2 separate regions of the Homo sapiens genome follow, and region 1 is linked to region 2. Evidence: chromatin loops called from intact Hi-C (ENCODE). Cell type or tissue: ovary. All regions are shown on one strand. Each heading gives the region's core, and the rest is flanking DNA. Links, peaks and the distances in the headings are about the cores only. Region 1 overlaps DCAF10 (DDB1 and CUL4 associated factor 10). Region 2 holds the start of EXOSC3 (exosome component 3).

Region 1 (16,666 bases), core at 4,544-12,543, 70 kb after region 2:
AAAAAAAAAAAAAAAAAAAGAATAGAAACCACAAATATTCCTAAAAAAAAAAAGGATGGAAAAATCCTCAACAAAATATTAGCAAATCTAACAATATATATAAACATTTTTATGTCATCACCAAGTGGAATTTATCCCAGGAATACAGGGTTGGTTTAACTCCCAAAATCAGTTAATGTAATACATTATACTAATAAAGGTCAAAACCCATATGATAATCAAGACAGAAAAGCACTTGACAAAATCTCTTTGTGATAAAACTAGGCATAAAAGGGAATGTATTCAAAAGCTAAGAATCTTGCTTAACATTGAAAGACTGAATGCATTCCCCCTAAGATGGGAAGCAAGGCTCTCACCACTTTTTTTTGAAATTATACTGGAGGTGCAACATTGCACTGGAGGTGCAATCAGGTAAAAAAAAGAAAAGGCATTCAGAATAGAAAGGAAGACGTAAACTGTCTTCATATGCAGGAAATATGTTTCTGTATACAGAAAATAGTAAGGAACCTACCAAGAAATCCACTAGACCTAATAAACAAGTTTAGTAAATTCACAAGATATACAATCAATTGTATTTCTACTTATAAGCAATGAACAATCCAAAAATGAATGAAGAAAATAATTTAATTCACAATAGCATCAAAAAGGGTAAAATACATAGGAATAAAATTAACAAAAGAGGTATGAGATTTGTACACTGAAATCTATAAAACATTGCTAAAGGGAATATAAGAAGTTGTAAATAAATGGGGAGATAGTCCATGTTCATGGATTCGAAGACTCCATATTATTAATTAATAACAAGTATTGGCAAGAATATGGAGAAACTGGAACCCTGATTGCTGAAACCCACATTGCTGGTGGGAATGTAAAATGGAATAGCCACTTTAGAAAACAATTTGGCAGTTTCATAAAATGTTAAACATGGAGTTACCATATGATCCACCAATTCCACTCCTAGATATCTATTCAAGAGAAATGAACATATATGGCCACACAAAGACTTGTACATGAATATTTATAGTAGCACTCATAATAAGCAAAAATGGAACCAATCCAAATATCCAGCAAGTGGTAAATAGATAAACAAAATGTGGTGGATGTATGCAACAGAATTCTATTTAGCAATGAAAACGAACAAATAATTGATACATGCTATGACATGGATGAACCTCAAAAAATTATGCTGGGTGAAAAAAGCCAACTTGCAAAAGACTACTTACTGTACGATTCTATTTATATGAAATATCTAGAATAGGTAAATCTATAGAGACAGAAAGTTGATTAGTGGTTGCCTGGAGCTGAGAGTGGGAACAGAAAGTGATTGCTAATGGGCAGGAGGAATCTCTTAAGGTGATGAAAATGTTCTAAAACTGGATTGTGTTGATGATTGCACAGCTCTGTAAATTTACTAAAAAATTACTTAATTGCGGCCTGGCATGGTGGCTCACACCTGTAATCCCAGCACTTTGGGAGGCCGAGGGAGGGTGGATCACCTGAGGTCAGGAGTTTGAGACCAGCCTGGCCAACATGGTGAAATCCCGTCTCTACTAAAAATGCAAAAATTAGCAGGGCGTGGTGGTGGGCACCTGTAATCCCAGCTACTCAGGAGGCTGAGGCAGGAGAATTGCTTGAGTCCAGGAGGTGGAGGTTCCAGTGAGTCAAGATCACGCCACTGCTCTCCAGCCTGGGCGACACAGCGAGACTCTGTCTCAAAAAAAAAAAAAAAAAAACTTAATTTACACCTAAAATGAGTGAGTTTTATGGCATGTAAGTTATACCTCAATGAAACTCCTGAATCATTAATTAACTAGAGATAGAAGGAAATTTATCAAAAGTATATACTAAAAAATTATAGCACATTTTAAAATGGTGAACCTTAAGAAGATTTCTCCTTAAAATCTGGAAGGAGAGCTTGCTCACTGTTACCACTACTGTTCATCAGTGTCATGGGGTGGGTGAAGCGGGGGAGGGTACTAGTTGGTGCAATAAAAGAAGGAAGAAAACAATTATATATGGATTGGAAAGAAGAAAACACTATTATTCACAGATGATATATCAGGCGTTGGCAAACTATTTCTGTAAAGGACCAGGTAGTACATATTTTAGGCTTTGTGTACTACATGGTCTCTGAGCTGTCATAGATGATACATAAATGAATAGATGTGGCTGTGTTTATACAAACTTTCTTTATAGAACCAGGCAGTGGTCAGGCACCGTGGCTCATGCCTATAATCCCATCACTTTGGGAGGCCAAGGTGGGAGGACTGTGTGAGCCCAGGAGTTTGAGACAAACCTGGGCAACATAGTGAGACCTCATCTCTAAAAAAATTTTAAAACATGGCCAGGCACGGTGGCTCATACCTGTAATCCCAGCACTTTGGGAGGTTGAGGTGGGCAGATCATGAGGTCAGGAGTTCGAGACCAGCCTGACCAATATAGTGAAACCCCGTGTCTACTAAAAATACAAAAAAATTAGCCAGGTGTGGCAGGTGCCTGTAATCCCAGCTACTCAGGAGGCTGAGGAAGGAGAATCGCTTGAACCTGGGAGGCGGAGGTTGCAGTGAGCCGAGATCGCACCACTGCATTCCAGCCTGGGCAACAGTGCAAGACTCCATCTCAACAACAACAACAACAAAAAATTTAAAACATTAGCCAGGTGTGGCCGTGTGTGCCTGTAGTCCCAGGTACTCAAGAGGGCGAGACAGGAGGACCCCTTGAGCCCAGGAGTTCAAGGTTTCAGTGAGCCATGATTGCACCACTGCACTCTAGGCTGGGCAAGAGATTGACACCCTGTCTTTAAAACATAAAATAGATAAAAGTGGGCCAAATTTGGCCCATAGGCCAAAGTTTTCTACTCCCTGTTCTATATAGAAAATCTTACAAATTCCTCAGAGAAATTATCAGAATTAGTAAGATTTAACAAAGGTCATTAGATATAAATTATGGAAGACAGTAGGGAGGTTCCTCAAAAACTTAAAAATAGAACTACCATATAAATCCAACAATCCTTCTACTAGGTATATATCCAAAGGAAATTAAATCACTATGTCAAAAAGATATCTGCACTCTCATGTTCATTGCAGCACTATTCACAGTAGCCACGATATGGAGTTAACCTAAACGTCCATCAATGAATGAATGGATTAAAAATGTTGTAATATACACAGCAAAATACTATTCAGCCTTAAGAAAGAAGGAAATTTTGTCATTTGCGACAATACGAATGAGCCTGGAGGACATTATATTAAACAAAATAAGCCAGGCTCAGAAAGACAAATATCACTTACATGTAGAATCTAAAAAAGTCAAAAACTCATAGAAGCAGATAGTAGAATGGTGGTTACCAGGGACTGGGGACAGGTGGGTGGAGTACAGTTGGGGGAAACTTTGGTCAAAAAATACAACATTTCAGTTAGGAGGAATAAAAGTTCAAGAGATTTATAAGGTACAACATGATGACCACTGTTAATGACAATTTACTGTTGTTATTATATATAATTGAAATTTGTTAAAAGTAGATTTTAAGTTTTATCATCATAAATGCTAAGTATGTGAGGATATATTTTATATATATATATATATATATATATATATATATATATATATATATATATATATATAAATTAGCTTGATTTAGCCATTCCACAATATATACATATTTCAAATATCATGTACACCATTAAAAAAACTCATTTTTTTAGGCCTGGTGCGGTAGCTCATGCCTCTAATTCCAGCACTTTGGGAGGCCAAGGCGGGTGGATCATTTGAGATCAGGAGTTCGAGACCAGCCTGGCCAACATGGTGAAACCTTGTCTGTACTGAAAATACAAAGAGTAGCCGGGTGTGGTGCCACACACCTGTAATCCCAGCTACTTGGGAGGCTAAGGCAGGAGAATTGCTTGAACCTGGGAGGAGGAGGCTGCAGTGAACCGAGATTGTGCCACTGCACTCCAGCTTGAGCGACAGAGTGGAATATAGTGGCACAATCATAGTTTACTACCACCCTGTCCTCCTGGGCTCAAGCCATCCTCCTACCTCAGCCTCTCAAGTACCTGGGACCACAGGTGTGACACTCTGCCTGGCTACTTTTGCATTTTTTCATAGAGACAGTGTCTCATTATGTTGCCCGTGTTGGTCTCTAACTTCTGGCTCAAGTGATCGTCCCACCTCGGCCTCCCAAAGTGCTGGGATTACAGGCATGAGCCACTGCACCTAGCCAATAAGCAAATTTTAAAATAAAGGGCATAAACTGCCTGGGCACAGTGGCTCACACCTGTAATCCCAGCACTTTGGGAGGCCGAGGCGGGTGGATCACTTGAGGTCAGGAGTTTGAGACCAGCCTGGTCAACATGGTAAAACCCCATCTTTACTAAAAATACAAAAATTAGCTGGGCGTGATGGCAGGCGCTTGTAATCCCGGTTACTCGGGAGGCTGAGGCAGGAGAATCGCTTGAACCTGGGAGGCAGAGGTTGCAGTGAGCCAAGATCATGCCACTGCATTGGGCGACAGAGTAAGACTCTGTCTCAAAATAAATAAATAAATAAATAAATATATATGAAAATAGATATTGAAAAGTTACCCAGAATATAATATGAAAAAGATACTGAAATGAAAAGATAGAAAATATAAAGAAGCAAGTTATAAGAAAAGGAGAGTCAAACATGAATGTTTCATACATATATTTGGAGCTCTAAAAGAATAGGGAAAATCAGTGAGAGGCAATATTGGAATAATGACTGAGAAACTTTCAGAATATATGAATAATACGAATCTTAAGACTTGGAAAGTCAAATGAATCCCAGTAAAGATAAATAAAAAGAGATCCAAATTTACATATACCAGTGAAATTGCAGTACTCTAAAGACAGAGAGAAGATTCACCAGAGGGGGGAAAAAAGATAAATTACGCAAAGTAATAGTCAGACTAATAGCAGACTCACAAATAGTAACAATGGAAAATAGAACTCTGTGGAAAATTATCCTAAATATTCAGAAGGAAACAACGACCTAAAATTATATGCTAAGCTAAACCTTTATTCAATAAGATGAGTTGAGCTGGGCATAGTGGCTCATACTTATAATCTCAGCACTTTGAGAGGCTGAAGTGGGAGGATCACTTGAGACCAGGAGTTCCAAGACTAGCCTGGGCAACACAGCAAGACCCCATCTCTACAGAAAATTTAAAAATTAGCCAGGAGTGGTGGTGCACACCTGTAGTTCCAGCTACTCGGAAGGCTGAAGTGGGAAGATTCCTTGAGCCTGGGAATTTGAGGTTATAGTGAGCTATGATTATGCCACTGCACCCCAGCCTGGGCAACAGAGGGAGACCCAGTCTCTTAAAAGAGTGAAATAAAGATTTTCAGAACAGGCTGGGCATGGTGGCTCACGCCTATAATCCCAGCACTTTTGTAGGCCAAGGCGGTGGATCACCAGAGGTCAGGATTTTGAGACCAGCCTGGCCAACATGGTGAAACCCCGTCTCTACTAAAAATGTGAAAAATTAGCTGGATGTGGTGGCAGGTGCCTGTAATCCCAGCTACTTGGGAGATGTATATTGTACAACATGATGACCACTGTTAATGACAATTTACTGTTGTTATTATATATAATTGAAATTTGTTAAAAGTAGATTTTAAGTGTTATCATCATAAATGTTAAGTATGTGAGGTTATATATATATATATATATATATATATATATATATAAATTAGCTTGATTTAGCTATTCCACAATATATACATATTTGAAACATCATGTACACCATTAAAAAATTTTATTTTTTTTAAAGGCTGAGGCAGGAGAATCGCTTAAACCCAGGAGGCGGAGTTCACAGTAAGCCAAGATCGCGCCATTGCACTCTAGCCTGGGCAACAAGAGTGAAACTCCGTCTCAAAAAAAAAAAAAAAAGATTTTCAGAACAATAAAAAGCGAGAGCATTTACCTCAACAAAGTCTAACTTTAAAAAATTCTGGCCGGGCATGGTGGTTCATGCCTGTAATCCCAGGCATGGGTGTGGTGGTGCGTGCCTGTAATCCCAGCTACTTGGGAGGCTGAGGCAGGAGAATCGCTTGAACCCGAGAGGCAGAGGTTGCAGCGAGCTGAGACAGTACCATTGCACTCCAGCCTGGGCGACAAGAGCAAAACTCCATCTCAAAAAAAAAAAAAAAAAAATTCTGAGGGATATACTTCAGAAAGAAAGGATCAAAAAAGGAATTTTGGAGATGAACGAAGGAATGATGAGCAAAAAGATTGTTAAGCATGTATGTAAATCTCAATATACATTGACTGTAAATTCTATTTTTTTTAACAGCTGGAAGTTTTACAACTTTTTCTTCTGGTACTCATTTTCATTATATTTTCTCATAGAATTATATCCTGTTATATGCTCAGGCTGGTGTGCAGTGGCGCAATCATGGCTCACTGCACCGTCCACATCCCAGGCTCAAACCATCCTCGCACCTCAGTCTCCAGCTAACTTTTTATTTTTTGTAGAGACAGGGTCTTGCTATGTTGCCCTGGTTGGTCTTGAAATCCTGGGCTCCATCTGTCCTCACGCCTCAGCCTCCCAAAGTGTTGGGATTACAGGTGTGAGCCACCACCCCTAGCCTACTGATCATTCTTATTGGCATCAAAAATATGCACGTAAACTGACATTAATTTTAAAAATTGTTTTCTGTGACCACAGGGCTATTAGTGTTACATTTCTTCTGGATTTAATGATCATTACAATATTATTAGTCCACAATTGATTAAAACAACATGTATTATTTTAAATAATAATTATTAACATAAAAAGTAAAATTTATTGGAAAGACATCTCATTTTTGAAGTTTCAATTTTTTTTTTTTTGAATAGAGACAGGGTCTGTCTGTCTGTCACCCAGGCTGGAGTGCAGTCGTGTGATCATAGCTCACTGCAGCCTCAAACTCCCAGGCTCGCGTGATCCTCCCACCTCAGCCTCCTGAGTAGTTGGAACTATGAGTGCACACCACCACACTCAGCTAATTTATTTTAATTTTTTAAATTTTTGTAGAGATGGGGTCACCATCTTGCCCAGGATGGTCTTGAACTCCTAGGCTCAAGCAATCCTCCTGCCTTGGTCTCTCAAAGTGCTGGGGTTACAGGCATGAGCCACCATGCCTGGCCTCAAATATTTTTTAATTGACACATTGTAACTGCACATATTTACAGGGTACAATTTGATGTCTTGACACATATATGTTGTATAATGAGCAAATCAGTATTAGCATGCACTTATCATTCCTTTGTGGTAAGGACATGTAACAGTCGCTCTTCTAGCTATTTTATAATATACTGTATCTTACTATTAACCGTCATCACCCTACTGTGCAATATTAATACCCTAGAACTTATTCCTCCTAATTGTAATTTTGAGCCCATTGACCAAGCTCTTCTCATCCTCCCTACATTTTATTTTGAAGGGCAAAAAATATGATTATTACTGAACCGTTATATTTATGATAACTCTAGATTTTGTTGGCTTGGTTTCTCCTGTAGGTATACAGAAGATGGGTGTCCACATAAGAAATTCTTTCACACACGTTTTCTCATGCGAATGAGGTTAACACCAGATTGTTCCAAAATGTTGATTTCAACGTCCTCTGGATATCTCTTAATTTTGCATGACCTTGACTTAACTAAGTCTTTAGAAGTAGGCAGCTATCCCATTTTAAGAGCAAGAAGAACTACTTCAAGTTCAGGTAAGCTTTTCTTTTTTGGTCAAAAAGATTTTTCTCGAGAATCTCAAACATAGAGATGGTATAGGTTTCTTTTCTGAAAATGATAGCAGGAAAAGGGAAGACAGTTTTTTAAAAGGCATTCTTTAGAAAGCTCATTGATGGGTTTTTATCTAAGCAAGTATAATGATTTGTATGTATCTCTGACATATCATTCATATGTACCTCTGAATCACAAATGGACTAGGAGGAATAACTGCTGACCCTAAAGTATTTTCTTTTAGCTTTATGCTAGCCACAGGATCTTTTCATCAGTAATTTTGAATCATCACTATCTCAAAAATTAGTGATGGCACAAGGTCTTAAGTCCTTCTGGAATCAAGCAGAGCTTTTATTAAATTATGGTCAATATAGAGTTTTAGTTTTATCTGTATCCTAGACTTACAGATGTCCAGACACAGGTAGCTGGTGCCATCTTATCTCATTACTCTCTAAACGCTCTTTTGCTAAAACTCTGTCTCTTCTCCCATTGCTGATTTTGTTAGACTTAAGAGAATTTAGGGTTCAGAAAAATGTACGTATTGTATTTTATCAACATTATGTGATTTAAAAAAGACTATATTTCATCTACCTTTGGGAAAGAGGGGACTGGTGTGGGGACATACCCATCATTTACATTATAAACAAAAATCCAGGGGAAAAAAGACTTAAGCATTTGGAACATAGAATGCTAATAAATTGCTATTAAAAGGCAGCTTTGAATGGTTGGGGCCAGGTGCGGGGGCTCACACCTGTAATCCCATCACTTTGGGAGGCCAAGGTGGGAGGATCGCTTGAGCCCAGGAGTTGAACTCAAGGGTAGCCTGGGCAACATAGGAAGACCTCATCTCTACAAATAACTTAAAAATTTAGCCAGGTGCAGTGGCTCACGTTTGTAATCCTAGCACTTTGAGAGACTGAGGTGAGCAGATCGCTTGAGCCCAGGAGTTTGTGACCAGCCTGGGCAACATGGTGAAACCCTGTCTCTACGAAAAACACAAAAATTAGCCAGATATGCTAGCATGCATCTGTAGTCCCATCTACTCAGGAAGCTGGGGCAGGAGGATCACCTGAGCCTGGCAGGTTGAGGCAGCAGTGAGCCATGATTGTGCCCCACTGCCCTCCACCCTGGGCAACAGAGAAAGACCCTGTGTCCAAAAAAAAGGAAATGAAAAAAAAGGTTGGAATCTTTCTCCTTGTGCACAGGACCACTTCTGAAAATTCCTTTGGGAAAGTACAGACATCATTGTACTGCAGTGCCTGGCATAACTGTCAAAAGTAGAAATTTAAGTTTTACCAACTTACTTGCAAACAAGGGATTTCATAAATATACGAGTATAATCCTTTGAGATTCAAATTTGCCTTTTAAGTTAAACATGATAAGCAACTCTAACTTAGTGAGAAATAGTGATTTTGAATGTCTAGTTGGCCTATTTCAACTCAAAAACCAACAAGGTTTTCAGTTTTCTAATGGTAATTCTGATACTAAATAACATTACAGGAAATTAGACTAGTAAGAATTCTTAACATAGGTATGGGACCACTAGCAAAATGTGATGATGAAATAGACACTGCTATTTGGAGTAATATATCAGACTCCACTACCTGATACTCATTTTATTTTTTTCAATGTAAACTTTATGTCACATTTCACAGTATTCACATAAACTTGGCACAGTGGTGCATGCCTTTAGGCCCAGCTACTCAGGAGGCTGAGGCTGAGGCAGGAGGATCACTTGAACCCAGGAATTAGGAGTCCAGCCTGGGCAACATAGCAAGATCCTTGTCTCAAAAAAAAAGACTATTCACGTAATTTCAAGAATGATAATGGAAGTTTTTGGTATACTTTAAAGAAGAATCTCTTCATGTTTCTGGTAATGGGCCTGTTGTTTGGACCCTATTTTAACATAAAACAATAGGCTTAAGAGCTTAGTTTTCATTTTCATGGAATTTTTGGGTTCCATTTTAGTACAGAAATCATGAGGATCCAAAGACGCTCCTATGATTATTTGGTTTTTCATTTTTATTTCACATAGTCAAGTCTTTGATATAAAAGATTCAGAAAGGGACTAGATCTTAGAACACTTCAAAGAGCTGTCTTGCCTTCCTCAGTCTTATAGGCCAGTGATATATGAGCATTTTTTCAAAATTTTAAAACTATGGTTCGAGTAGATAATTAAAAAGTTAAGAGCCACTACCAGAGTTATGCTAGGTTTATTGTCAGAATTTTTTATATTTTTAAGATTTGACCACTTCATCAAGTTCATCTGGTCCTAGAGTTTCTGGCTCACCTTGTCATCATAGTGATTCTAATTCTTCTGAGAAACACATGTCACGAGCCTCTCAAAGAGAAGGTAGGTTAAAAGTTGGATTTTATAATCTTGTAACAACAGATTATGCCAATCTGATTAATTATTGATTGATTAAAACCAGTTTTATGGTTTTAATCCATAAAAATAAAAGCAATGGAGATGAGGTGATTTATCCCTCAGTCATCATCTTCAAAAAGCTAACCGAGAGTCCCTGGGGTTGAATATCTTGAGTTAAATCTTAATAGAACTTGAGCTTTGGTTTTATTAGCTGGACTTAGTTTGGTCTAGTTTGGAGAGGAAGTAGTTCAGAAATATAGATTTCAATCAAGATTGTTGTGAAAATTAAGTGAGATTATGCACGTGAAAGCTCTGTATAAATATAAGTCATGAATTTTCAGGTAATTGTGAAAGTCACCTGGTTACCCTCAGACTTTTTGCTCTGCCATTTCCTTGTCTGTGCAATGCCTGACAGCTTCCAAGGGTTTGTAGGATAAAGTGAGCTACCATCTGGCTCCTCTCTGTATTTCCCAGTTTTTTCCTAGCCATTCTGGCAGAACTAGTTGCTCTGCCCTATACCTTCCACCACACCCCCCCAGTTGAAATGGTTTCTGCCTATACAAATTCCACATACTGTTCCTCTTCATACTAACTGACGTCTAAGCTCTTATACCATTCATTGTTTATTCTTCTCTTTGTGAACTGAGTATTAAGAGCCAGAGATGGCTTGCTTTTTTTTTTGTCATTTTGGGTCACTTTTGGAGATAGACATTTCTCTACCTTGTTATTTTGGGCAGAGACTAAATCTTAGACTTCTAATTTGTGTTTTCACTGGGTGGCTTTGCCTAGTAGATGCTGGTTATCTTGCATGGCTACTTATGTCAGTAGAATGGTTTAAGAGCTCTTTCTAACCTATATGGCCTATCCACTTGCCTCTGGATATTGAAGTCTGTGATATTTCACTTTAAGGTTAAAGGCTCCTCCTCTTAAATTTAAAGATTTATGCCCAGAAGTATAACATTTTTCCTTTGATTTGTAACACAAACATCTTTTGCAGATTCTTCCTGTTCTCCTTCCACTTGTGCTATGGGAAACAAGTCAAGGCTTCTAATAATCATTGAGAAAAATCTTTATTGATTGACTACACCATCCACAAGAAAAAGAAACTTAATTTAAGAAGAATAGTTAACATGCTTGCTTGTTATTGACCAGTGGTAAACACACAAACACAAATATACAGCAGTTCTATGCCACAGAGAGTTAAGAATGAGGGAAGAGATGATATATGAGGAGGCTGGGAAGAAGAGGAAAATGAGAGGGTGAAAAGAGAGGGAAAACATGGGAGAAGGTGGGGCTTATAGGTGAAGTTGCTCTAAATGTTGGAAATCCTGGATCTTCAGATGTCAGAGTATGTTAACACTATCCTTTGGCAGATATAATAGCTGTATAGAGCAGAGGCTTTCAAATGCATTTCAGCATTAGAACTCTATTTTTGACATGAAATCTGCTGTGGATTCTTAGAGATGTAGCACAAATAAAATCAAAGTAGCTCTGGTTCAAGAAAAATTAGGGAGGCTCTTGACCCTCCAGCCTTCCCCACTCCATCTACACCTCAGCCCACACGTGGTTCCCCACTTTTGCCATCTCCTGAGGAACCCCAAAGGAGCACAGTTAGCAAACCACCTACTTAGAATGCATTTCTTGTCTGGTTTTGTTATAGGTTTTCCAAATTAATTCTTAAAATAAGAGTATATTTTTCTCTAAAATTGTTAAAGTTCAATCATATGTGAAATAGTTATTTCAGTATAGTTTTGTTATAGCAGTGTAATTTAGAGCTTCACAGGTTTCTGTTAATGATGTAGTAATCTGAAGGGAATCTTTAGAAAGAAGGTAACACATCTGCTTGACAAGCAATTCACAAAGGATCTGACAGAGGGAGCTCAATACCTTCAAAATAACTCCTTCCACAGTCAGAGAAGTGTTGAAATATTTCTCTTGCTATTAAATTTCTAAGTTGCTTCCTTACAGTGTCTATGAAAGTGGTTTTTCACGCACCTGAAGGATATAACATATTCCTATTATTAACAGTGCCTTACTCCAGCAGTCATTTTCATTGGGAGTTAGGTAGAAGGAAATGATGAGGCATAGTAGAGTCTATGATTGGCAATGTCTCCCATCCCTTGTTTTGACATGCCTTTATGTGAGGTGTCCTTTCTTACCTCCAACATTTTATTTTTTGTTTATAGTGTTGTTATTGCAGGTGCTTAAGTCCTGATCTTTTTATTTGCTTAAAAGGCAATCCTCATGGCTTCCAAGTATTTCCTTCTCTGGACCAGAAAGCACCAGGACCAATGAGAGGAGAATTGTTACCTTTTACCTTTCTAGAGTCCTTTCATGTCACATAACTTTGGTTCTTACTTAAATAAAGAGCTTTCTGAGATGTAAGATCCAAATAAAAGAACCCCTAGTCAGCTTCTATGCCTTAGCCTTAGGTCAGTGACAATTACTGCTGTGGGAACTTGGATCTTTTGTTCTATTTATACCCTTTCCCCACACCTTCACCCCGCCAAAACTCACACACCATACATTGGGGAGTACCACGCTCTTTAACATATGGTAGCATAAGGGGCAGACTAAGGAATGACGGCATGGGAGGTGGCTGCCAGAAATAAAAAGCTTTGATGAACTGCCTTAGTTTTTTGATAATACAAATCCCACATCCTCATTTTCTTATATCTCAGGAGTTTCACCACGAAATAGTCTTGAAGTCGTAACCCCTGAAGTTCTTGGTGAGAGTGACCACGGAAACTGCATCACGTCCTTACAGCTGCACCCAAAAGGCTGGGCCACTCTTCTTCGGTGCTCAAGCAACAGTGATGATGAGGAGGTACAGGCAGCAGCACTCCACCTTCAACAGGGCTCATTGGACAAATTGCCATTGCCGTGTGTGCAGAGCTTAGGCCGATCGCTGACTGCAGTCTCTGCCTTCAAGGGCATACTGCTAGAGATCCTGCTTCTCGACTCTCCTGTTTCTGTCCTCTCTTGCTTCATATGGTATCATTATCCCTTCCAAACTCTTCTTATTCCTCTCCTGCTGGGGTTGAGCAAGGTGGGAGGTACTTTAAAGGCCAGCATCAGCTCAGTTTTTGCCCAGCTTCTTAAATCTTGCCTCTTTCATCTCACCCTAAACAAACAAACAAACAAACAAACAAAAACCCCTTGTATAATAAACATAGGTCTGAAATGTTTCAGCTAAGCTGGCTAAATGTGAGATTTTACTAAGCCAATTGAGTATCATAATTTTCTTTTTTTAAAAACCAGGGGAAACTCTGGGAAAGGAAGGGACTATACTGATGACTAGGGGGAAAGGTGTTAAATGACTTTATGATTCTCATCACTCTGGAAAGCAAGAGTCTTCCAAGGATCTCACTGGTCCTAGAGGCCACAACTGAAAGGAGAGAAGAGAAGAGCCTTTGAATTGTGTAGGGGAAGAGGTAAGATACTCTAGGGCTTGGATGTACTCCAGGAATTTTTAAAATATCAACATTGTTGTTGCCCTTAGAAAAGAGAATGTATTACTGCAAAAGTCACAGGCAGCCTCAGGGAACAAAAGGCTTTAAAGCATCATAACACAGAATAACCTCAGCTTATGAAGATAAGAAAGTAGGGGGCCTACAAGTTTTGTTAGTTGGGAGGGGGATAGCATTATTCTGAGTGATTTCTTGTAAAAATTCTGTGGCTTTGGCAATCTGTTGAGCTTTTTAAAAATAAGGAATATCTGTAGCACTATTTGGGCTCTGTAACCTTGGTTTGTCTCCCTTCTCTCCCCCTAGTGTACTTGTGTCTATGAATTCCAAGAAGGAGCTCCAGTGCGACCTGTCTCACCTCGCTGTTCTCTACGACTGACTCATTACATTGAAGAAGCCAATGTAGGCAGGGGTTACATCAAAGAACTTTGCTTCAGCCCCGATGGACGAATGATTTCTTCCCCACATGGCTATGGGATTCGCTTGTTGGGATTTGACAAACAGTGCAGTGAACTTGTTGACTGCTTGCCCAAAGAAGCCAGTCCCCTGCGGGTGATCCGTTCTCTGTACTCTCATAATGATGTGGTACTGACAACAAAGTTCTCTCCAACACATTGTCAGATTGCCTCAGGGTGCCTTAGTGGACGGGTTTCTTTGTATCAGCCAAAGTTTTAGGCACAACTTACATCAAATAAGGAACTCTTCTGGTGTTTGACTTAGGAATTGCTTCAATTTAGATGAAGTATTTTCTTTTTAGAAGATCTTATAAGTTTGGGTCAAGATCCTGGTTCTTATGGGTCCATGAACACACTTGTGACCTTAGTACTTGGTCATCCAGCATCATACAGGCATCTCCAAGTTAGACTCTATGCAGCATCATCTTTTGCAGCATTCCTCTGCTCCTGCTGATCTGTGCCACTGAACTCCAGTTCTTCTGGTCATTTTGCATGGTAGCTCTTGTCACGTTCCTTCCTTCCTCACTCTCTATTTCTCTTTCCCTCTCCCTGTCCCTCTCTTTCTTTGTGTTTGTTGATTTTGGTGTCAATTTTGTGGACATTTGGCAGGAGTTTTGACTGGGGTAGGAGAAACCCATGACATTAGAATTGAATAAAACCTAGAAGTTGGATATTGGCATATTGGTTGTTGAAAAATAAATTTCATCCTCACTTATGAGTATACTTGGCCTTTTAAAGTTACTGTTATGTTTATCTATATTGAGCACAGATAATGGCATTATTCTTATAATTGTTAAGATAGTCTTGCAACAAAATGTCTTTTAAGTTTCCTGTTAAAATTATAAAAAGATTTTCATGGTGAGAGGGATTTTATTGTGAAATTCTAGAAAAAAATATTACCACCTCTCTTTGTAATTTACTTTACTTGTATGAATTTAACATCTCTAGCATGTATCCTTACTTGATATTTTGTTCCTATCAACAGCATTAGAAAGGAAAGGAGACAGAATGAGCTTTGGTTATTTCTATTGCACAGAAAAGGATTTTTAAAATTAGATTAGTATAATATCTGGCCATAGAGTGATAAGAACAATATGACTTAGATTTTCTGTATTTCATCTGCCAGATTATTTGAATCACACAGGATGATGTGTTAACAGTATTAGGGTGGAAGAGGAATCAAGAGTAAAGAGGTAGGGGTTTACTCATTTTTCTTCCCTGAGCCAGGTGTGACAAGCCAACTCTGTCACCATTCGTGAGGGGAGAGTTGCAGTCCTCTTCAAGCTGTTATCATAAGTACAGTAGTCAGCTACTTGGATATCAAGACTAAGTGCTGATATGAAGACTTGCCTTTGTGTTTTGTTATGAAACACGCAAGCATAAAGCAGGACTCAAGCACAAGGCTGACTGTTCTACTTTGAATAACAGCTTCCTTGCAGTCTCCTCCACATGGGTGGTACTGTGTTTAGAAGGGATTACCAAAGGCTGGAGCGATTTAAGCTATGCACTAGCCTTGCCCTCTTAGGTTGCATTCTCTTTAGGCCACTGGTTCTCAAACATTAGGGTGCACTGTAACCATTACAGAGCTTGTGAAAAGTGCAGAAACCTGAGCCTCACCTTATGAGATTCTGATTCAGCCAGGGGGAGGACAGGAATCTGTATTTTTCATAGCAACCTCAAGTAATCTTTATTCTGAGGGTCTCGGGATTGCAGGTTGAAAAACACAACCTTAATCAGCAGTAAATTCTTCTCTACTCGGCCAGGCGCAGTGGCTCATGCCTGTAATCCCAGCACTTTGGGAGGCCGAGGTGGGTGGATCACAAGGTCAGGAGTTCGAGACCAGCCTGACCAACATGGTGAAACGCCATCTCTACTAAAAATACAAAAATTAGCCGGGCGTGGTGGTGCTCACCTGTAATCCCAGCTACCCAGGAGGCTGAGGCAAGAGAATCACTTGAACCCGGGAGGCAGAGGGTGCAGTAAGCCGAGATTGCACCACTGCACTCCAGCCTAGGCGACAGAGCGAGACTCTGTCTCAAAAAAAAAAAAAAAAAAAAAAAATTCTTCTCTACCCATTTGGGCTTAAGACAATTCCCAGAAAGTGTTTTCATTATTTAAAAAATAATAATAGTAAATGAAAGCAATTTTAGAGGTGGAAAATACCTTAGAATGGAATCATTTGCATTATTTGACAAATGAGAGAAGTGACATGACTTGCCTAAGGTCATCCTGCAAAGTTAGTGGCAGAGTTAGGACTTGAATTCCAGTCTTCTAATTCCTTGGTCAGGGCAATTTCTACTGTGTTATGCTGTCTGTTAGAAATAATGACTTATGGACACTTTGTCTTTAAGTTGTATTATTGTAAATACCCTTAAACTGGCCAATAGATTTTAGAAAGGCAGGCATGGGAGTAGATGCTGAGAATTCTAGCCATAAGAAGAAAAGTATTTTAAATCTTACAGAAATGTTTAAACAACCCAAAATACATGAATAAAAATGACATTTCTTTGTAGGACCTGCCAACTAACTATTCACACACATTTATAGAGGTTATAAGGATCTTGGCTCTAGAACAAATTTTTGAAATTAGATCATTTTACCATGGATGTTAACAAAATTGGAAATTTTTTGTCACT
Region 2 (16,666 bases), core at 5,610-13,609:
CTCTGATTGATTAGACTGCTTGGGCCTTTTGATGCCTACTGTGGCTGCAGATGTGCCTCTTTTGCTTATTTCCCTCTTGGTTCTAAGTGGCAGTGAGTGGAGGACTGTGGATGAGTGACCCCCCAAAAAGTAAGATATTGTCACATAAGCTCTTGAGACAGTTAACTCATTATCTGCAGTTTCTTCCATTCCACAATAGGCTACTTATTTTTAATGCTGTATTACATTGAGAATATACTCATGTATAATTTTTATAAGAAAAATATTTAACTATATATTTACAGAAGGTGACATTTCAAAAGGCCCGGGAATACTCTGTCAAGACCGCACGCTTGCCAATCCAGGAATACATGGTCAGAAACCAGAATGGGAAAAACTATCATTCAGAGATACTGGCCATCAATCAAGGTACTTCTTACACGGCCCCCATCCAGGGTGTGTGAGTTCTGGTGCTGCTGCTTTGCACTGTGTTTAAGTGGCCTTTGAGTCAGTCTCCTCTGTGACTAATGTGTGTGGACTTTATTGCATGTACGTCATGACATATATTCTGGCCACTAAGAGGCATTCTGTTTTCTTCGTCACCAACTATGTTAAAGATAGTTGAAATTGTCCCCTTGGCCAGGTGCAGTGGCTCACACCTGTAATCCTGTAATCCACTTTCAGAGGCCGAGGTGGGTGGATCACCTGAGGTTAGGAGTTCGAAACCAGCCTGGCCAACATGGTGAAACCCCATCTCTACTAAAATACAAAAATCAGTCAGGCGTGGTGGTGCACGCCTGTAATACCAATTATTCCAGAGGCTGAGGCATGAGAACCACTTGAACCTGGGAAGTGGAGGTTGCAGTGAGCCGAGATCACACCACTGCACTCCAGCCTGGGTGACAGTGATACTCTGTCTCAAAAACAAAAAAAAAAGCTGGGCACGGTGGCTCACACCTGTAATCCCAGCACTTTGGGAGGCTGAGGTGGGCAGATCACCTGAGGTCGGGAGGTCGAGACCAGCCTGACCAACATGGAGAAACACCGTCTCTACTAAAAATACAAAAATTAGCAGGGCATAGTGGCAGGCGCCTGTAATCCCAGCTAATCTGGAGGCTGAGGCAAGAGAATTGCTTGAATCTGGGAGGTGCAGGTTGCGGTGAGCTGAGATCGTGCCATTGCACTCCAGCCTGAGCAACAAGAGTGCAACTCCGCCTCAAAAAAAAAAAAAAAAAAAAAAAAAAAAAAAAAAAAAATTGTCCCCTTCATCTAGAATGCCCAGCTTTTAACCTCTCACCACTGAATTCCTGTTTGATCTTCAGGGTTCAGTTCAGGAGCATCTTGGCCCTTCCCCATCCCAGGCCACAGCAGAGCCCTTCTGTTTCCCATTTTACTGTGTTCCTTTCTGTTGCACCCTATCCATTCATAGGCCTGTATCTTTCAGGGTAGGCTGAGGTCCTTGAGAGCAAGCAGAGCCTGTGTCCTTGCCTCTCCCCGCAAGACCTTAGTACCACATATGGTGCAGAATAGGTTTGTTGAACGAAATATTACAGAACATCCTTTTCATTTACTCGTTCTTTTTTTCCCTCTGTGGTCACTGTGTTTTCTGTTTACTCTCTAACAGTGTTTGATATCCTGTCCACTTACTTAGAGACTCACAACTGGCCTGAAGCATTGAAGAAAGGAGTTTCTTCAGGAAAAGGCTATATTCTTCGGAACTCAGTGGAATGATGGGCCTAAGATTGCAGCTGCGTGGCCAGGTGCTCACGCCGTAATGCCAACACTTTGGTAGACCGAAGTGGGCAGATCACCTGAGGTCAGGAGTTCACGACCAGCCTGGCCAACATGGTGAAACCCTTCTCTACTGAAAATACAAAAATTAGCCAGGTGTGGTGGCGCATACCTGTAGTCCCAGCTACTTGGGAGGCTGAGGCAGGAGAATCACTTGAACTCGGGAGGCGAAGGTTGCAGTGAGCCGAGATTTCACCAGTGCACTCCAGCCTGGGTGACAGAGCAAGACTCCATCTCAAAAAAAAAATAAATAAAAAAAAATGCAGCTGCAGGAGTGAGGCGCTTGGAGGTACCTTGACCCAAAGAGCAGGGCAGAGGGTGGCAGTGGCACATAGGCAAGTGTCTTTGCATGACATCTTCTCAGAGCTTCACAATAATGTCAGGGACCACATTTAATGCTTTTTAATCTCCCATAGTGCCTGGCTCACAGGAAGTGCTCAGATATGTTAAGTAATAAAAAGTTAATGTGGTGGGTGCAGTGGCTCACGCCTGTAATCCCAGCACTTTGGGAGGCTGAGGTGAGTGGATTACAAGGTCAGGAGTTCCAGACCAGCCTGGCTAATATGGTGAAACCTCGTCTCTACTAAAAATACAAAAATTAGCTGGGCATGGTGGTGCGTGCCTGTAGTCTCAGCTACTCAGGAGGCTGAGGCAGGAGAATCGCCTGAACCCGGGCGGCGGAGGTTGTAGTGAGCCAAGATCCAGCCTGGGCGACAGAGCCAGACTCTTGTCTCGAGGGGAAAAAAAAAAAAAATTATGTAACAAGGAATTAGCCTCAAAACCACATGGCTTTGGACGTGCTAATTCAACTTTTGTACATCTATTTGTGAGAGACCTCTTGAAATTGTTTAAATGGTTACATCAAGAGTTTAATATTCACTAAACTGGCATCATAAAATTGTATGACTTTCTCCAGCCTTGTCTGATCATGCTCGTTGTTGCCCAGCTCAGTAATAAGCTTTGCAGGATCCAGCCTGTTCTGACCTATCCCTACTGAGTCCCCATAGCATTTTGTTCCCTCCTGTGGCTCTTACCTTGTTCTCCCTTGCAGAGTATGGGCATGGAGGGCTTCTCTTCCTAATCCTTCCTAATGGTAGGATCCTAACAGGACAAATCTGTGTACCTATCTTTCTATCCTCCCTGAGCCTGTACCAACTAGATTCTTCATATGTATTTGTAACAGATTAAATTGGAAAGCAAACACAGTATTGATTAAGTCTGTCTTGAAAATAGCTAGAAAGTGTTAGACACATGAACACGTTAGATAACCTACTTATTACACAAATCTCATGTTCCTTATGTCCCAGTTGGACATATTTGCTTCAGTTACTCTGACAGTTTGGGTTAACTTGCTAGTTAAGCAGCTAGCAAATTTGGGACATGTATTCAATATCTCAAAAGAACCAACAGATTACTTCTCTGCTGTGTCCCCTCCCCTTCACAATTTAATTCCTAAGGAACTGTTCACCTAATCAGTACTTTTCTATTTAAAAACTGGCTAGACAGTTCATAATAAAAGATATGGGACCAACCTAAGTACCCATCAACCAATGAATGGATAAAGTGTGGTATATATATCCCATGGAATATTAGCCATAAAAAATGTCTTTTGCAGCAACTTGGATAGTATTGGAAGCTATTATTCTTAGTGAAGTAACTCAGGAATGGAAAACCAAATACCAAATGTTCCCACTTTAAGTGGGAGCTAAGCTACAGGTAAGCACACAGAGTGGTATAACAGATACTGGAGACCCGGAACAGGGAAGGGGGAAGGATAAACTACATACTGGGTACAATATATAGTACTCAGGTGACTGGTACACCAAAATCTCAGACTTCACCACTATACAATTCATCCGTGTAATCCAAAACCACTTGTACCCCTAAAAGCTATTGAACTAAAAACCATCCAGTCCTTAGAAAACATTAGAAACACACGAAGCTCCTTGGTCTTTATCAACAAATAGAGTTCTATAATCTCTTTGATCCAAAAAGGACTTTCTATGGATAGGCTTCAGGGGATCTGTATCTCACATATTCTCAGAGGTCTAGAAACCAAGAATCACTGATGTGGATCACCTGGCAGTCTCTTTACCTCTAAAGGTTTTGGTTAATATACTAAATAGCATAGAAGAGTTTTCTATGCTTAGCTCCTAGGAAATGATTTTAGCAAAATAAGACTTGGCCAGATTTGGATTCAGAAATCCTCATAGTGTTATTTATATAATGATAAAACTCAAAAATATCCTGTAACATGAAATATGTGACTAAAGTTGTGAAATGTATCATGCTGTTTGAAGTAGACAAAAGTATATTACAAAGTGGCATATAAGCTATAATAACTATAATTTCAATTTGATGAATATAGAGAATGTAGGCCAAGTTAAATTCTGTGCCTCAGTTTCAATTATGAGGATAAGTGTCTTCTGCAGTTAGAATAAAGGAGTTAATCCATGCAAAACACAATACTTGGTAAATGAAAAAGTATTTCGTTGTTATATACTCACCCGCTGAATAATGGGACTACAGGTGACATTTCTTTGCTGCTTTATACTTAGGTATTCCACATTTCCTCTGGTGAACCTGGCTTACTGTTATAATCACAAAATTATTTTACTGCTGACCTCCAGTTAATTATGGAAGCTGTAGCAATTACTAAGGGAGTTAACTCCAAATAAACCCTAATACTGTTTTTTAGTAAACTTTATTGTACCGAACAAAAAAAATGATTTTGCAATGATTTTCTCTCCCACAAAAGCGTGGGTGAAAACCAGTAACTTATAAAAATACTTTCGGACTCTAATAATACATACATTCACACCTTATCTTCTGAGTATTTAAATGGGGGAGGTTCACCTGAAAAAACCCATAGTTTTTTGCCTCAACTGACCTGTAAAAAAGTCCACCTATATCAACTTTCTGCCAATCTGGAGAAGATCTGTTTTCTTTGATCTGACGTCATGTGTTCACAAGCTTCTAAAATGTTTGCCAAAATTAAAGTCTGCTGGATGGTTTTTGCCTTAACCCATATTCTTCCATTCATTCCAAATACTATCTCCAGTGGATAGAGTTTTCCCACTTCCTGTATGATTTCACAATCTGGAGCTAATAGCCTGGTGGGAAGAGAAAAGAAAATGAAATTTAATGAAGTGGCAAAGGTGTGTCCGGAGTCTCCTTTAGAATGTGATTCCTTTTCTGAGCAGTTCTCCATAGCTGTTCAACAAGAACAAGGCACGTGATGACATTTGCTGCCTCCTTTCTTCCAAGAAGGAACTTTACACTGTTCAAAGGTATACTAGAAATCACAGAGGTGGGCTATGCCTTACAAAGAAATCAAACTCCCTAGGTTACCAACTTTGTAAAAGTCATTCCCCTAGATGGTCAGAGCACTTTAATTCTAGACTGGGAATCATAACTTTTTTTATCTACAGTGTTAAGACACTTTAAACTTATTTTCCTGGCCATATTATTCTCTTGTGTTAAATTCAGTACTTGGAGAGGAACATTGGCTCTTTCAAACCATAAGGGTGGTGCTTGGTTAATAACATGCTTCTTGGTTAAAAACATGCTTCTCTGATGTCCAAACTTAATTCTCCAGATCTTTAGGATATGTAGTAAGGAGAGGCATACAAGATAGCTCTCAACTTCACTGGCTCTAGGAGTAAAGCCCCTGAATATGGCACAGCTTTGGGTGGGTAAAGTTCTAAACACCAAAAAGAGAATCTGCCTCAGCATGAACCTCAGTATGCCTCAGTATGACCAAGTGTCAGAAGCCTTCTGTGAATGTCTACATAACCTTGAACATCACAATCTAAGCTGCGTGTGACCCCCATAATTAGAAAAAATTGATAATTTTATACAACTGCAGACTGCATCTGTATTCAAGTGACTCAGAACAGGGGAAAGGCCAGTTTTCACATTTGGGCTAAGTCAAATAAGCAACAGGCCTGGGAAGGAAGATATGAATACAGAGTAAGAGCTTAAGGCATGAAGTATCAGCCCACCAGAAACTACACAGCCAAACACATCTGAATTTGATATGTTTCCAAGAAGATAGGATTAAATTCATGAGTTTCCAAATGTGTTAAAATGGATACTGATTTCTAACTCTGAGGAGAAATTCAAACGTTACAAAGAATCTGAATCCTGAAGATTAACCAACTTTCCAAGAATGTATAATTATAAAAAGCAGTCAAGCCAGCAGACATCAGGACTTACTTTCTAATTAAGCCCAGAGTCACTTTAAAAAGCAGACCATCCTGTCCAATGACACCCATTCCATTGGCTCGTCCACAGCTGTCAATACAGACCATCTCTGGTTCCATGTCTTTATTAGCAACCACAAACTGGCCATAGATGAGATCTCCAACCTACAATGATATTAAAAACCAGTTCATTTCCTCTCAGCAAACTACAGGTGCTACTATTGGTTCTTTCTCACAGGCATCAATGCCAGCCACCTACAGTTCTGTGGCTAAGGGACTGACTGCACTATAGGATTCCCACAGTCACTTTGGAGTTGAGTCTTGGGGAAAAAAAGGAACACATGTATCATTCCCTTTCACCAATCAGGAAATCACAGACGAGGAGCCATCTCAAGGCCAGAGAACACTAGGATTGCACTGTCCAATATGGTAGATAGCCAATTGTTTAAACTTACATTTAAATTAAAATTAGGTATTTAAAATTAATTTCCTGAGTTGCATTAGCCACATTTCAAGTGCTCAACAGCTAGTGGCTACCATACTAATCAGTGCAGATACAAAACAGCATCACTGTAGAAAGTTATATTAGGTCGCACTACCCTAGAGAATTACAGATTTACAGAGAAAGGAAGGAACTCCGGCATGCAAATTATTCAAAGCAAAATCAAACAATAATTCACTGACACTTCTCCCTGCAGGATTTACTTAAAAACCTCATAGAGCTAAACTTCAAAGGGACGAAACTGAGGAAATGGAGAGTGAACTCATTCTGTTCACTCAACAAAACGTATTAAGTACCTACTGTTTGTTGGTGACTATGTAAACTAGAAAGGAACAAAACATTCTCTGCTTTTCAGAAGCATTTGGTCTTGGAGGGCAGTGGGGAGGTACATATAAACAAACCTCAGTCAAGGCTCAATCCAGTAAGTGCTAGAGCAAAGATACGAGAAAAGTGGCAACTAGAGATGGCTTTACAGAGGTGGTCATGTTTAGCCTACGTCTCAAAGAATGAGAATGTGTTCCATAGGGTGCGAAGGGATAGTGCAATCAAGACAGTGGGAACAGCATGTGCAAATAAGGGCAGGAAATTGAGTTTAATGGCGTTTGGTGTGATTTGAGTATGGCTGTATGAAGGATATAATTAGGGATGAGGAAAGACACCTGGAGTGTAATGCCAAGGAATTCTGTAGATTTTGGAGAATCTTGTCTTTTCGAGAAAGTGACCGTGTGAGGATGTCAGCTCTCAAAATCCTGGATGGTGAGGTAAAAGCGTGGAGGCAGGGATTAATGAAGAAGTGACTGAGACCAGTCAAGAGGGAGCTGAAGCCTGAACTTGTGGAGATAAAGGGACGGACATGCCAAAGATCAGAGACAGAATCAAATAGGATCAAAATAGGATTAAGCAACTAAATTTGCATGAGAAGTGAATGAGAAGAGGTGAAGAAATCACTAAATTTCAGGCTGGATAGACAAGAAGAGTGTGGCTATGCTACCTGAAAAGCTCAAATTGAAAACCCAAGGTAACAATATTACTCCTCTATCAGCTCCTAGGACCTACAGCCAGGATGGATGGATAGCTGATAATGTCAATTTGCACCACCTGTCCCTCCTCTAAGCCTACAGCAGACATCCTTGTCCAGAGGATATGGACATAACAAATAATGGCGATGATAGATACAACCTTTCAACTCAGTAGAAATGAAACATCCCAAGAACAAATGTAGCCAATGTAAAATAAATTGTAAATGTAAAAAATAATAATAATAATTATGTGGCTCTGATCCTGGAGCATCTGAAGAAACTCTTGGAGCCTGGGGCAATTATATACAAGCTCAGAGATCTAGGTCATGCTTTGGAGACAATTCAGATAGCCTTCTGGATATGTGAGTGTTCTAGGGAATGGATGTTTGTTTCTTTGAAACCAAAGGCTCCCGTAATTACCTGCACATTTGGTCTGTTTCTTTTAGTTGCACCTTCAAATGACAAGTAAGACAAAGAAGCTGGCTCACTCCCTCCAACATCAACTTTGAATATATCTCCAGATTTAGCTGTCACTATGCCAATCACATGGTCTCCTTTTACTGGAACATACTACAAAAAGAAACAGAATGAAAAAACAGCCATAAATGACAAGATACCATTGGAAGATACCTTCAGCAAGTCCTTTGTGGTTACTTTATTGTCATTAAAGAGAAATCTGATCAAATGCCACTTTCGGTAAAAGAAAATCACTTCATAAAGTGCCGGGTGTGCAGCTTCTGGTAGTCTGTTAATTGAGTCCAAACTCCATTATCTCTTAGGCACCCCAACCAGTAAGTCTCTAGCTTTGTGGCATAAGTCCAGTGGCAAAGGAATCCTTACAACCAAGGAAGCCCATTCCATAGACAATTTTTTCTATATGAAATTCTTACCTGTTCTAGGAGAAATTAACTCCCTATGACATCCACTCATTGAGCCTAGTCCTGCCCTCTGAGACTCCAAACGGCAGGCCTGCTGTGGGGTTTTGAAGACTATAATCATGACTCACGGTCTCCAAACGTTTTTCTCTCCTGGTCGCCCTTCTCAGGCTATGTTCCTATTGTTCACGGTCCCTCTAAAGGACATGCAGAAGTGGGCACAAGACTACGGTGGCTCTAGGTTTGCCTGAACAAAAGAGGGCCTCAGGGTCCCTCTCTTCTTTTGGGAGGTCTTCTCAAAGCAGGGCTACCACTCTCACTGCCGCACCACCCCTCCGGAGTCCCAGCTCACCCGCTTCTGCTGAGAGTCCACCCAGTAAACACCGCCGCCGCTGCCACTGCCGGGCTCCTTGTGACGGAGGCGGCCGCACTTGGTGACCAGCAGGCGGTCCCCACAGCGCCGAAGGCCCGGACCGCATACAACGCGCACCCGCGAGCACGCTCTAGCATTCAGGCTCAACGGTCGCTCCACTGCACCCCCAGGGCCTTCCGCGTCCTCCTGTTCCGGCAGGAGCAGCTCCTCACCCGGGAGCACCACCTGACCTAGTACTGTGCGTGCAGCGCGCGCCCTGCTGCCCGCGAGAGATTCAGCCGCGACAGACGCAGGTTCGGCCATCGCGGGCTCCACCAAACACCGTTTCCGGTACCCGCCTTCCGCTTCCGCTCCGCTTCCAACACCCGCCCTTGAGGACTTTCCGTTTCCGGCAGTAGCGGTCCGTTGGATTCGGACCAGTTTATGAAGCTTGATGGCCGTCAGCTCACGGGTCCCTGTCCAAGGTGGCAGTGATTGTGGCCGGCCACCTATCTGACAGCCTGGCCGCGGGTCGGTATGAAAACCGCGCAGCTTGGTCCATCGAAAAGCCTCCACTTCCAGTGTCTCGGGTCGCGTGTTTTGTGACCGGTCGCATCGTGGGGATACGAGATACTTCCACTTAAGAGTTTCTTGGGATCTCTGGAAGCTGAGCAGAGGGGCTTTGAAAATTGGACGCTGGGGCCGGGCGCGGTGGCTCACGCCTGTAATCCCAGAAGTTTGGGAGGCCGAGGCGGGTGGATCATTTGAGGTCAGGAGTTCAAGACCAGCCTGGCCACCATGGTGAAACCCTGTCTCTACTAAAAATACAAAAATTAGCCGGGCGTGGTGGCACGCACGTGTAATCCCAGCTACTCGGAAGGCTGAGACAGGAGAATCACTTGAACCTAGGAGGCGGAGGTTACAGTGAGCCTAGATGGTGCCACTGCACTCCAGTCTGGAGGACAGAGTGAGACCCTGTCAAAAAAAAAAAAAAAAGGGAAATTGGACGCTAGGTGGGTTCATGGGACCTTCTTTCCGACTCCGCCCTCAGAAGAGTGGCTGACCTTTTAACAGGAAAAGTAGTTTTTTTCAAAATAAATAAAACCTTCTTGGTTGTTAGAGATCTAGTCACATTTAGAAAACACAGAGAAAAATAAAAGAAGAAAATAAACGATGTTTTAATCTTGCCCGTTTTTCTCCCTTGCTACACTGTAGTTCTGATTCTTTAGAGCCCAAGGTGTGGCATGAAATAGGTAATACCTGATGAATGAACGAATGTATTCCTTTGGTGTGTATTTCTCCCTAGACTTTTTCCCCCTGCAAATATACATATTTCACATGCTTCCGATAGCCCTACATGGCCTGGAATATCAGTAACTCAAATTTCCCTGGAGCACACTTAGTTGCGCACGTGAGAAGCAGTTGAATTCCAAACCCAAAGAGATTCCAATCATCTATCTGACTTTGGGGGTTCTATTTTAAATCACCGTTTTCTCTGTCAACTCGAACCTTCAATTAGTGCTTGATCAGATTCTCCAGCAGTGGTAGAATTCCTAGGGTCTGGGAGGCCGTGACTGACCGATTGCCTTTAGCGGCCCTCCCTTTCTACTGCTCATCTCTTTGAGGCACCTGCTTCCAACGTAATTTTTAGATTTTTTTTTTTAGACGGAGTCTCGCTCTGTCGCCCAGGCTGGACTACAGTGGCACCATCTCGGCTCACTGCAACCTCCGCCTCCCAGGTTCAAGCAATTCTCCTGCCTCAGGCTCCCGAGTAGCTAGGATTACAGGAGTGCACCACCGCACCTGGCTAATTTTTGTATTTTTAGTAGAGACAGCGTTTCACCATGCTGGCCAGGCTGGTCTTGAACGCCTGACCTCAAGCGATAGGCCCACTTTGGCCTCCCAAAGTACTGGGATTACAGGCATGAGCCACCAAGCCCGGCCGAATTTTTAGATTTTTTAGGATGATTAAGACAGATCATCTCTAACACACCCTCCAAATTTGGCAAGCCATTTTCCCCTGGGTATAAAAAAAGGTCAACAAATAAAAGGAGCTCCCACCTCCAGGTTAGTTTCCCTGGCAAGAGTGGGAGCTCCTGTGGCAGGGACAGCGTAAATTGTGCTCTCTTCCCCACTCCAGAAGTATTCGGTGACCACGCCTGCCTCAATCTTGGCAGGCCCAAGGCCATGGCTCAAGGGCGCTCAAGGACCTCACATTCCGGCCAGGCAAACAGGCAGGTCGGTAAATGTTCTCTGGACCGTCTTTGATACACCCCATGTCGGTAGTGAAGTCTCTGGAGGAAACTCGGCCCAGATCTAGCGGCTGAGTCCTATGAGGCCCACTACCCTGTGGAGGCCGCACGTGGCGAGCGGTGTAGCTCTCTCGCGGGTCAAGGCAGATGAAACAGGGAGGCCGGGACCCGAAGGCGGTGGCTGGGCGGGGCTCCACTCCTGAACACCTACCACCCTGACACGCCCAGAGCGGGTGGGGCACGCGGGACCGCAGCCTGCCCACCAGACCGCGCGCAACCGAGGAGGTGTTTCGCCACCTGGCGGTCTTGCGCCCTGTCGAGAGTGAGCACCCGGTCCTAGGCGGCGGGAGCCCTAGGCCGCGAACGAGTGTCTCGAACCCGGCTTCAAGCCGTCGAGGGCGCGCGGGTCGGTTCTAGCGTCCCATGGGTCGCGGTTCGCGTTTTCGGGCAGCGCGTGCCTCCTCTCCTGGTTATAAAAGTGGGAAAAGTGCAACGACTGGGGAATGCAGAGGAGGCCAGAGCCCGGTGCAGGCGGCGTGCGCGCTTTGCCCTCTGCGGGTGCGTGTGTTTCCTTGCCAATCGCGAGGTGGATTACGCCCGTTCTCTTCAGAGGCTTACTGGTTTCGAGCCGAAGCAGTCGAGACTGCTCACCTTTCCAGTGCCTCTGGCCTACGTCTCCCCATTCGGAGTGTAACCAGGCCCCTTGAGATTTAAGTAGTCTGGCATTTTTAGTAACTGAAGTATTGAAAATTCCGTTTGGTGTTTTTTTTTTTTCTGTTTTGTTTTGTTTTTTGTTTTTGAGGCAAAGTCTCGCTCTGCCGCCCAGACTGGAGTGCAGTGGTACGATGTCGGCTCACTGCAACCTCCACCTCCTAAATTCAAGCGATTCTCTTGCCTCAGCCTCCCAAGTAGCTGGGATTACAGGCATGCACCACCATGACTGGCTAACTTTTGTATTTTTAGTAGAGAGGGGGTTTCGCCATGTTGGCCAGGCTGGTCTCAAACTCCTAACCTCAAATGATCCGCCTGCCTCGGCCTCCCAAAGTGCTGGGATTCCGGACGTTAGCCACCGCGCCCGGCCGTAGTGAAAATTCTGATCAGGCCCTTGCCTGCATGCACATAGTAAGCGCTCCCGTTTTGCCCAATATCTCTTGTTCCCACAATATAATTATAAACTGCTGTTGTCCTGTTTCTTTGTCTAGCAGGAGAGATAACTTCAGGGTCATGAAAATATTTTGCAGAAGGAATGAATGCCATTAAGGACTTTTTGACCAGCTGCTGACACCCATAAGTCTGGTTGCTCAAAGTTTTATCTGAGACTGTAGAGGCACAGACTTTTCCCCTCTGTTCCCGGAAACCCTCCCTCACACCCTACCCCATAAAAACGCCTGCTGTCATCTCTTTGTTAAGTAACATTTGAGAGATCTTGCTCTTCCGCCTTCTTGCTTTGGCCCAATTGAACAAACCTTTCTCTATCTCCAAGCACCTGTGTCTTAGCGTTTGGCTTCAGCTCTGCATCAGGTACATGAGACTGAATTTGGGGTTACACAACATTAGTATGACATATGGGGAAATTGCCAAATTGACCTTTGGAAAGGTTGGACCAGAGTGTAGCTTTCTGGACTCCTCCCAGAACTTCCTCTTCATAACTAATCTTTGCTAGTTTAGAAGTTAGAAACGTGGCATCTCACGGTTGCTTTTCTTTACCGACTGGTGAGGTTGGGCATTTGTTCCTTTTAACCAACACTAGTTGAGCATTTGCTTTCAGCCAGGAATTGAGCTGGGGAGGCGGCTGAGTCCTGGTCCCTGCCCTTGGGGGAGTTCACTCTCTCCACATGAAGATAGCAAGTGTTAAGGTGGATGCAACAACCTGAATAGAGTGTCAGCCCTGAGGGTACAGAGGATGAAATAGTTGTCTCTACATGGAAGGAAGGCAGGGGTTAGGATAGGTGTTACAAAGGAAGTAATAATTTGAGTGAATCTTTAATATTTTTTACTTTACTAGTTTCTAAAATTATAAATGAACTACATGCTAATTTACATACTGAAATTAACCATAAAAGCCCATGAAAGTATTGTTAACATCTTTATTCAAATACAGGATTTAATCTAAAAACATAAATGCCCACAGTTATCACTGCACAAATGACAGACTACTTGCTACAGATATTTTTACACAAGGATCATAACTTCTCAAACAGGATTTATTGTAAAAAGTAAAAGAACACTTTTTTTTTTTTTTTGAGACGGAGTCTTGGTCTGTTGCCCACGCTGGAGTGCAGTGACTTGATCTTGGCTCACTGCAACCTCCGCCTCCCAGGTTCAAGCGATTCTCCTGCCTCAGCCCCGCAAGTAGTTGGGACTACAGGCACACATCACCACTCCCGGCTAATTTTTGTATTTTTAGTAGAGACGGGGTTTCGCCACATTGGCCAGGCTGGTCTCGAACTCCTGACCTCAGGTAATCCGCCCATCTCGGCCTCCCAAAGTACTGGGATTACAGGCGTGAGCCGCCACACCTGGCCCAGAACACGCTTTTTTCTTACCAACTACTGTTTTAAATGTATTAGCAATTCCATAAAATATAGTTTCCTCACCATCATTTCCCAAATCTGAACTACATTCTGTTGGCTAGATTCTTATGTGGAATAACATTCAAGTTTGGTCTTAGTGTATCACAATACAGGATTGATTTTAAATACTCAAAATTACATGGTTTTCTGGTTTCCAACAGCTTTGCCATTTATCTGCATTTCTTGAATAAGGAAACATCTTTCTAGTTCATGTTTATTTTCATTTTGTAGTGTGTGTGTGTGCCTGTGTCATGGCACCCTTTGTTAGAGAAGAGCCCCAACCTCCTAGAGAATAGCAAGAAATAACAAGACTCCAACGGAGACGACTAAGCAAGAAAGCAGGTTCACCAGCCACAACTCCATTGGTACCAATGTAGATGAGATTTGGTGGATCAGATGAAGAAATTTATTATTCAACACAGCATACAGTAGGAGTACCAGCAAGGTAGCACTGGTTGGCCTGTCCTCAAGTCCTATGGAGTAAATGCAATGGGCCCGGACAGTGGTTGCACATGCAGTGGTTTGCACCATGACTGAGGGATCCAGGGCTAAGGGCCTAGCATCTTTTGTAGCAAGTGGCAAACCAACCAGCCTCCTTCCCTGAGGGAGTGAGCTGTTGTATGGTAGTTATGCTGTGGTCATCTTAACCTAGTTAAATGCCGATGTGACTAGCTAGAAATGGTTCAGTATTAGGGGAAAGTTAGGCCTTGTGTTTGGCATACTTCGCAAGCACATGCAGAGATGCTCAAGGCCACAGCAAACTGCCTGTCCCAATAGAAGTCAAGGCCTGTCATCATCTGACTCTACCTTATCTCTGCAGTGTCATCTCATGCAATTTTTTTTAGTGATCTAAGTTTTTTATCATTCTGGACTATTCACCAAGGCCACTTTAGCTGTTGTATTCTTCTAGCTACTGATTCTCTCCTCTTATCTCCTGCCACACAGCAAGATTCCTGAACACAGACAATAACTGCTCAATAAATGTAAGGATGAAAGGGCCTGAAATTGTGACAACTACATAAGAAAACTGTGTGTCATGATGCTATTAAGGGACTGTATTCATTGAATTCCTTCTATATACAAGGTCCAGGCATAGATGGATCCATGGAAAAGCTTAAGATATCTTCATCAGTCAAGGTCTAATCAGAAGACAAACCATGCTCATTTGAATAAAGACAGTTTAATATATGAGGAATTATTAGCTATAACAGGGTATTAGAATAATGAAGCACTGGCTAATAAGAACTAGAGAGCTTTAAAGAGTATAGCAATAGCAGATATAAGGAACAGCTGCTACTCTAATGCTGTGATAGAGTTCCCAAAGAGGAGCCTCTCGCCTCCAGCCAGGGCAGATTGAGACCCTTTTGAAGAGAGTGTGGCTGTGGCTCATTAAATGGCAAGAAGTCACTGGGAATCTTCCAGTGGAACTTCCTATAAATCCACCCTCTAGAATTTTCTGGCACTTTTACGTTGCTGAGGAAACGTATTCATGGGGAGGGGTCTCCTGGAAGCCTCTGCTATAAAACTGCCCAATAGGGTGCTAAGGAACACTGCTGGCTGCTGAGTGTTTCTGGCCACCAATCAAAGCAGGAACAGATGCTGGAGAAGCTGCTGTGCTGCAGAAGTGTGCCAGTGAGCACAACTGGACCAGGAAGCAAAACCCATTCCTCCTGAAACGCCTCTTCAGGGCCTTCTACCTATAAAGCATATCATCACGAAAGAGAACAAAGGAAAAAAAATTTAAGGCTCAGATCCATTTTCTCAGAGCAGTCAGTGAAGGATGAATTTGGACCTGAGAGACAATACATTGATAACTGGCACAAGGTCTCATGAGGTGGTGTATTAGTCCATTTTCATGCTGTTGATAAAGACATACCCAAGACTGGGAAGAAAAAGAGGTTTAATGGACTTACAGTTCCACATGGCAGGGGAGGCCTCACAATCATGGCGGAAGGCAAGGAGGAGCAAGTCATGGATGGTAGCAGGCAAATAGAGAGCTTGTGCAGGGAAACTCCCATTTTTAAAACCATCCAATCTTGTGAGACTTATTCACTATTCTGAGAACAGCACAGGAAAGATCTACCCCATAATTCAATCACCTCCCACCAGGTTCCTCCCATGACACATGGGAATTGTGGGAGTTACAATTCAAGATGAGATTTGTGTGGGGACACAGCCAAACCATATCAGGTGGTAATATCAAACTCATCAGTAATAGCAATAAGGTAGAGTCTGCCCATTCCCAGATGGCTTCACTGGTGAACTATACCAAACATTTAAATAAGAATCAATACCAGTTATCACAAACTCTTACAAAAAACAGAAGAGGAGGGAACACATCCCAATTCATTTGATGAGGCTAGTATTACCCTGATATCAAAACTAAAGACATCACAGGAAAAGGAAACTATCCTTTTCCTTTATGAATCAATATCCTTTATGAATACAGACACAGAAATCTTCAACAAAACACTAGCAAACTGAATCCAGCAACATATAGAAAGGACTGTATACTGTGACCAAGTGGAATTAATCCCAAGTATGCAAGGTCTTTTAACATCTGAAATCAATTAATGTATTATGCCATCTCAATAGATGCAGAAAAAGCGTTCGAGAATGTCTAACACCCTGTCGTGATTTAAAAACAAAAACAAAACCAAACCTCAATAAATAAGATTAGAAAAGAACCTCCTCCATTTGATAAAAGGCATCTATGAAAAACCCACAGATAACACTTAATAGTGAAAGACTGAAAGCTTTGCACTTAAGATCGGGAATAAGACAAGGAAGTCTGCTCTTGCCATTTCCATTCAACATTATACTGGGGGTTCTGTCCAGGGTAATTTGGTAAGTAAAAGCAATAAAAGATATCTAGATAGGAAAGGAAAAATTAAAACCATCTATATTTGCACGTGATGTGATCTGGTATATAGAAAATCCTAAGGCACCCACCCACCCACACAAACACACACACACACACAAAACCATTAGAACTAACACTAACAAGTTCAGCAAGTTTATAGGATATACAAAAATTAATTATATTTCTGTACCCTTGAAATGAACAACCCAAAAATAAAACTTCAAAAATAATTCCACTATATAGCATCAAAGAAAA

What was found. A loop is a pair of places that touch in the nucleus more often than their neighbours do. Peaks named below come from ENCODE experiments on the same cell type or tissue, not always from the same donor. Only the 100,000 strongest peaks of a DNase experiment are listed, where the experiment ranks them.
Region 1: it touches region 2 in a loop (3-fold over the local background); 3 of 110 quality-filtered maps call a loop at or near these places.

What each region holds. Positions count from the first base shown.
Region 1 is chr9:37,847,259-37,863,924 of GRCh38, forward strand. DCAF10 (DDB1 and CUL4 associated factor 10) reads left to right here. Exons shown (of 7, transcript NM_024345.5): 4 at 7,522-7,724; 5 at 9,983-10,093; 6 at 12,790-12,935; 7 at 13,882-16,666. The coding sequence ends at 14,250. Among named protein-coding and RNA genes, the nearest start is that of SLC25A51, 49 kb to the right of the region's middle. In ovary, for the core only: no CTCF peak of the experiment used is centred there; no DNase peak of the experiment used is centred there.
Region 2 is chr9:37,775,998-37,792,663 of GRCh38, forward strand. EXOSC3 (exosome component 3) reads right to left here and starts at 9,067. Exons shown (of 4, transcript NM_016042.4): 1 at 8,724-9,067; 2 at 7,917-8,066; 3 at 5,989-6,140; 4 at 3,717-4,883. The coding sequence starts at 9,047. The coding sequence ends at 4,682. LOC105376037 (a long non-coding RNA gene) reads right to left here. Exons shown (of 3, transcript XR_929599.3): 3 at 13,049-15,245. It overlaps TRMT10B (tRNA methyltransferase 10B), which reads left to right. Exons shown (of 9, transcript NM_144964.4): 8 at 285-408; 9 at 1,604-2,975. The coding sequence ends at 1,710. RefSeq lists enhancers at 8,750-8,809, 8,807-9,322, 8,820-8,959. In ovary, for the core only: no CTCF peak of the experiment used is centred there; DNase peaks (open chromatin) are centred at 8,789 and 9,094; H3K4me3 peaks cover 1,648 bases; H3K27ac peaks cover 1,120 bases.